Linked DNA regions of Homo sapiens: region 1 is linked to region 2. A link is a contact called in ENCODE Hi-C or POLR2A ChIA-PET data. All regions are on one chromosome and are shown on one strand. Each heading gives the region's core, a stretch centred on a gene start or an enhancer-like site at or near the end of the contact. The rest is flanking DNA. Distances are from core to core; before and after follow the strand shown. Region 1 has its middle 27 kb from the start of LINC02038. Region 2 has its middle 62 kb from the start of LINC02038.

Evidence for each region. A loop is a pair of places that touch in the nucleus more often than their neighbours do. ChIA-PET counts read pairs that join two places held with the same protein, here RNA polymerase II (POLR2A). Pooled maps may share reads with other maps.
Region 1: a loop to region 2 is called in a map of PC-9, with 5 times the contacts of the local background. The contact joins two enhancer-like sites. A Hi-C loop is called at or near these places in 4 of 168 maps with a recorded cell type or tissue (Caco-2, Calu3, PC-9 and 1 more) and 1 of 50 pooled maps. POLR2A ChIA-PET finds 5 or more read pairs at or near these places in 7 of 52 experiments (Caco-2, K562, MCF 10A and 4 more).

Annotation. Positions count from the first base shown.
Region 1 is chr3:193,815,339-193,818,334 of GRCh38, reverse strand. No RefSeq gene overlaps it. Among named protein-coding and RNA genes, the nearest start is that of LINC02038, 27 kb to the left of the region's middle. RefSeq lists an enhancer at 2,332-2,996. Within about 2 kb of position 1,519, at least 16 of the 41 ENCODE cell types and tissues checked have a DNase peak (open chromatin) inside an H3K27ac peak, as active enhancers do; they include PC-9, where a contact is called at or near this core.
Region 2 is chr3:193,780,868-193,783,843 of GRCh38, reverse strand. No RefSeq gene overlaps it. Among named protein-coding and RNA genes, the nearest start is that of LINC02038, 62 kb to the left of the region's middle. RefSeq lists silencers at 2,330-2,624, 2,877-2,936. Within about 2 kb of position 1,408, at least 11 of the 41 ENCODE cell types and tissues checked have a DNase peak (open chromatin) inside an H3K27ac peak, as active enhancers do; they include PC-9, where a contact is called at or near this core.

The DNA of each region.
Region 1 (2,996 bases), core at 270-2,769, 34 kb before region 2:
TACAGGTGCCTGCCACCACGCCCGGCTCATTTTTTGTATTTTTACTACAGACGGGGTTTCACCTTGTTAGCCAGGATGGTCTCGATATCCTTATCTCGTGATCCGCCCACCTTGGCCTCCCAAAGTGCTGGGATTACAGGCATGAGCCACTGCGCTCGGCCGGCATGTGGATATTTCAACCCAACCCAACACTACTGTTGGGCGAAGGCCTCAGGTGTCCAGGGAACAGAAGCCTTTGCAAGCTGGAGGGTGCAGGCCCCACACATTCTGCACCACCATCGGGGGTTCTCTTGTTCAGTGGTTTTACAATCTTGTTTTGTAGCCCAGTTCTGGCAATGCTGCCCAGACCATTCTCCTCTCAGGACTTCTCCTACAGTCCACCCAGAAGCAGAGCCCCACAGGATGATGACAGGTGCTTCTGACTTTGGCTTATGAACTCAGCCAATATTGTCCAAGATAAACTCTGATCTAAACAACAACAACAAAAAAAACTCAAAGTATAAAATGTGTGTCTCTACAAGCAACACCACTGTTAGAATGTCAGGGCTGAGAGACCTCATTTATTGGAACAGGCCTTCACCTGTGATCAATCACCAACAGCAGGCAGAATAGCAACGTGTTAAAGAGCTCACGTTTTGGCACCAGGCTGCCTGACTTTGAATCTTCGCAGCTGTGTGATCTTGGATTAAATGTTAACATATCTTTTCTTGGTTTCCTCATCTATAAAATAGAAATAATCATAATGCTTGCTTCATAAGGTTATTCTGAGGGTTAAATAGAACCATTAATCTACCCTGCTTAGGAGAATGCCTGGCACCCAGGACCCGCTCAGTAAATGTAGCTATTGGAATCATCGAATCCGCTGCTAGCATGGACTCTCAATGAGGGGAAGCACGAGGGGCTCGTGGGAGCTACAGCCTGGAGGAAGCTGGGGGTCAGGGAAGGCTTCAGGGGTAACTTGAAGTCTAGGAAGAACAGGCAACCTCCTGGGCTCCACATTCTACCTCTTATTTGTTCTGCTTATTATTCTTATTTGTTCTGCTGGAGTCCACGCTCGCATGTGGACACACACACATGCAACACGTCAGCAGATTTGCAGCTGTCAGGGACAGAACATGGGAACAACTGCCAGCAGCTGAGATCCCAGCCCCAGCGCGCTCACTCTGGCTGCTCCAGCTGTGAGGGCGGAGGAAGACTGGAGCCAAAAGTCAGCCTCCCCCACCCCTGAGAAAATCTCCCCAGATTAGGCAGCTGCCTGCTCTCCCTCCTCCTCCCCCTAGGCTCTCAGCTGGAGGATGGGAAGATGGATAGGGAGGCGAGGAGCCTGAGGCCAGGAAATTGGGTCTCTTTATTCCCATCTTCCTGGAGAGTGAGCAGGAGACCCCCGCCCCAGGATCCCAGAGTCTAGCCTTGCCTACAGCTGTTCTGCTTTTGCAGCCAGGCATCTGTCCGGCTCCATTGTCCCTGGATGTGGGTGAGGAGTGGGAGGAGTCAAGAGCTGCCGTCCAACTCTAACAGTGCTTCTCAGCCGCGGCTGCACTTCGGAGTCACTGGGGAGCTTTGGCTTGGGCCACGCCTCAGAAGAACTGAAGCAGAATCTCTGGGGGTAGGGCCTGGGCTCTGGTATTTTTTGGTAAAACTTCCTGGGTCATTGTACTGAGTACCTAGGGTTGAGAAAGATGGACAGATAAGGAAAACTAGCTTGCAGGAGTCATAAACCACAGACCTTCAGATCCGAATGGAACTTTGGAAACTGTCGGCCCAACACCCTTTTCTTTTCTTTTCGTTTCTTTTCTTTTCTTTTTTCTTTTTTTTTTTTTTTTTTTTTTCTGAGACAGAGTTTGCTCTTGTTGCCCAGGCTGGAGTGCAATGGCACTATCTCGGCTCACCACACCTCTGCCTCCTGGGTTCAAGCGATTCTCCTGCCTCAGCCTCCCAAGTAGCTGGGATTACAGGCATGCACCACCACGCCCAGCTAATTTTGTATTTTTAGTAGAGATGGAGTTTCTCCATCTTGGTCAGGCTGGTCTCGAACTCCAGACCTCAGGTGATCCACCCGCCTCGGTCTCCCAAAGATTACAGGCGTGAGCCACACAGCCCGGCCACCAACACCCTTATTTTCTAGACGGGAAAATATAAGGCCTGGGGAGGAAACATGATAAGCCTAAGCTGAGTGAGCTGTGGCAGAGCAGAGAGAGAACCCACGCGTCCTGATTCCAAGTCCAGTGTTATTTTCATGATGTGTATCACGACACATTTTAGAACTGCCCCTTGAACACTTATGCCTTGAAGGATAGTGCTTTAATAGTTGCTACCAAGAGTACAAAAATGACATGGCACCTGACATCAAAGAGCTGGACAGAGCAGCAGACATGAGCCACTGAATGTCATCACCTGGCCTTGGGCAGACAAGGGATTGCTAGATGAAGGCCCACGCTTGCCACCTCATTCTCCCCACCTACCCAGCTGTGGAACTTAACACTTACGGCTGCTACCAGTACAGCAATCTCACGCCTAGGCCTGTGCTAGAGGAGTCCAGCACTTTCTAGGACCATGCCCATGCCCATGGGCAAGGAGCCCAACAAGTCAAGGGCATACGGCTACCAGGAGCCTGCATTCCTCAGTCTAGTCCTTACCCTGAGCATCTGGAATTCCCTGTCAAAACACCACTAGCCAGGTCTGGGGCCTACATGGGTCTTTCCTCAGATTTGTTCTCCCAAGTATGGATTGTACAGCCAGCGTGTGTACCCCTAGGCCCAGGATATGCTGCCAGTGCGTGCACCTCAAAGCCTAGGGACCACCAAGGGATATATAACCAGCATGTGCACCCACCCCTAAGCCCGGGGGCCACCGAGGGATACACAGCCAGTGTGTGCACCCCTAGGTCCAGGGGCAACACAGGATATTTGCATTCAAGGGATTTGGAAGAGGACCTGGGCTTCTGAGCTGGGTGCCCTGCTGTGTCCAGATGGGGATGCATAATGGTCCTTGTGGGC
Region 2 (2,976 bases), core at 159-2,658:
AAAAACTTTTTAAAGGTGAGGGCAGTGGTAAACAGTATAATACACTGATTTTGTATTTAAAAAGGAAAAAGGAATAGGGATACACATATACCTACTTATTTGCATTGTATCCATGATGACTACATCTGAAGGAATGCACCAGAAGCTGGAAACATTGTTCCTAGAAGTGGAAGATGGGTGATGGGAGGAAGGAGTAGGAGGGAGGATTTCTACTTTATATCGTTGGTACCATTTTAAACTTTAAACCATGAGAACGTATTACCTATTCACCAAAGAATCAATACAATTTGATGTAAAACATCATGCAACCTGTTCCATGGCAGGGTCAGTGGCTCCAGGTCCTGGGAGTAGGAGAGCAGTAGGTTGGAAAGGGTTGTTTTAGAACCTGTCTCAGCCAGCCTGGCTGAGAGTTGTGACATCCTTTGACCTCAGACTGTGCTCCTCCTGCTACCCAGAGTGTGGCCAGGAGTCACAAGCTCATGTTATTTCTTCAAGCAAATGATGATGTACATCGGTTGCTGGCTGGCATATCGTGCTTTCCCAGCAAAGCAACAAGAATGCTTATGTCCCTGTCTGGGATCTCACTGAAGAGGGTTGCAGACCAAACAGAGGGAACCCCAGAAGCTGGTCATGATGGGCTGGGAAAGTATGTGCTGTAAGGGAGGTCTGAAGCCGGGAGACCAGAGGGCTCGAGGAGCCAGGAGCCGTGTTTCCAGCCATCTGAAGGGAAACCAGAAGACAGGCTAGATGAGAGCTGGGTGGACCTGTGTCCTGGGCAACCTGCAGACTTCCCAGAGCCCCTTTCCTCATCCGCAACATGGGACAGTAATATCCACAGCAAAGGTCTCTCTGGAGTTTTCTGGTTTACGACTTAATGCATGCAAGATGTCTAGCACTTACTAGGCACCCTGCAGAGGTTTCTGAGTCCCATCCCCACCCCTAATCATTCCTGTCAAACCACTAAATTTGTTCAGAGTGGCCCCAGTGTGTGAAAGCTGCAGGAAAAGAGACTTGGGCTCCTATTAGAAAAGACTTTCCTATAGACAGAACCATTCAAAGGTGGAGCAATTCTGTTCTGATGGGCATTTTTCAGGTAACAGTGCTTTATTGGAAGAAACTCAAGGCTCTTTTTTCTGGGTCTCTAAACTCATGACAAACGAAGTAGGATCAAAGACCCCTGGGCCCCATCTCAGACATGGCCCTTCGTGGCCCCTTCCACCTCACTCGCCTCTCCATTCCTGTCCCTCCTCCAGCCAGCCTGTGCAGCTCCCAGAAAGGCTCAATTAAGAAGGCATTTCCAGACCTCGCTGCGGCTGGCACCACCACATTTTTTGCATTCTCTGCCTCTGCGGCTCCTGGAGGCATGAGGTGTGTATCTGCCTGTGTGTGTGTCTCTTATCTACCTCAGGAGAAAAGGACACGAGTCTTGTGACTCAGCCTAAGAGCAATTTCCTCCTTTGACTTCACATTTCCAATTGGAGGGACCCTGGGTTCCAGCGATAACCGTGAGAGTGTCTTCTTAGAGCGAATGTCCTTAATTGTGCTCTGACTTTCCAGGGCTTCTGAGCAGGTGCTGTTGGGAGTCCTTGAGAACTCCAGAATAAGTGAGGTCTGATCCATGCTCCAAACGCAACTACAGTCAAATAGAGGGGATACACACTTATGTTCGGTGTAACTCTCACACCAAACGAACCATGACAAATGCCACAGGGAGCTAAGTGCCATAAAGAATGATTGTAAATGTTAGATATAATAATGGCAAGTGGTTATGTTAAAGGGAAAGCAGTCCTTCTCAGTCAGAGATGCATGCAGATGTCTAGGTTGTTTTAAAATACTCTAGGGAAAGCCAGGCCCGGTGGCTCATGCCTGTAATCCCAGCACTTTGAAAGTCCAAAGCAGGCGGATCACCTGAGGTCAGGAGTTCGAGACCAGCCTGGCAAACATGGAGAAACCCTGTCTCTACTAAAAATACAAAAATTAACTAGGCAGGGTGGCGGGAGCCTGTAATCCCAGCTACTCAGGAGGCTGAGACAGGAGAATCACTTGAATCTGGGAGGTGGAGGTTGCTGTGAGCCAAGTTCACACCACTGTACTCCAGCCTGGGCGGCAGAGCAAGACTCTATCTCAAAATAAATAAATAAATAAGTAACGCTAGGGAAAAACATCTTAAGTGTTTTGGGGTGAGATGATATGATGTCTGGGGTTTGATTTAAAACATTCCAGAAAAAAGGTTGGAGAATAGATGAACAATTTGGCAAAACATTGATAATTGTCATTATTAAAGCTGGGCGTGGGTATAAGAGAGTTTGTTATATCATATTCTCTATTTTTGTATATGCTTGGAAAATTCCAGAATAAAAAGTTAAAAGGAAATGAATGGTTAATGCTGACAGGAGGTGTGTGGGTCAGGGACAGCTTCACACAGTAGGTGAGGTTGAAACTGGGCTTAGAAGATGAGTCAGAGATTGGAAGTGGGAGGGATAGACATGATTTGGAAGCTCTTGTTGGCTTTATTTTTTGTCTGTAAATCCTTCTGTTCTCCTGGGTTTTCATAGCAGTGAAAGCATTTCCCCCTCCAGGGTGTGACCTGCCCTTGTTTCAGACACCCCTTTGGATGGGGCCTCTCAGTGAGGCCTTCTTTGGCTGGCAGAGCTGGAGCTGTCGTGGCCCTGACCAGGTCTGCAGCCCCCACCCCGCTTCCTTCCTCCTCTCTCCCCCTCCATGCCCCGTCTGGGGAAAATTATCCCAGCTCCAAGTAGTAAATTTAAGGCCTTGGCAGCCCTCCCACAGATGACTCCCAAATTATCCCATTCCAAGGGTGGGAGTGGGGAGGCCAGAAGTTCAGGCCCGAGGCATTCACCCAGTCGTTTGAGAGCTCCGGGCGCCATCTGCTGACGGCACCCGGAGCTCCAGCTTGGAATGAAGGCAGGGGGTGTGCTGGAATTCACCAACTCCAGAACAAGGCCGGTCTCAGAT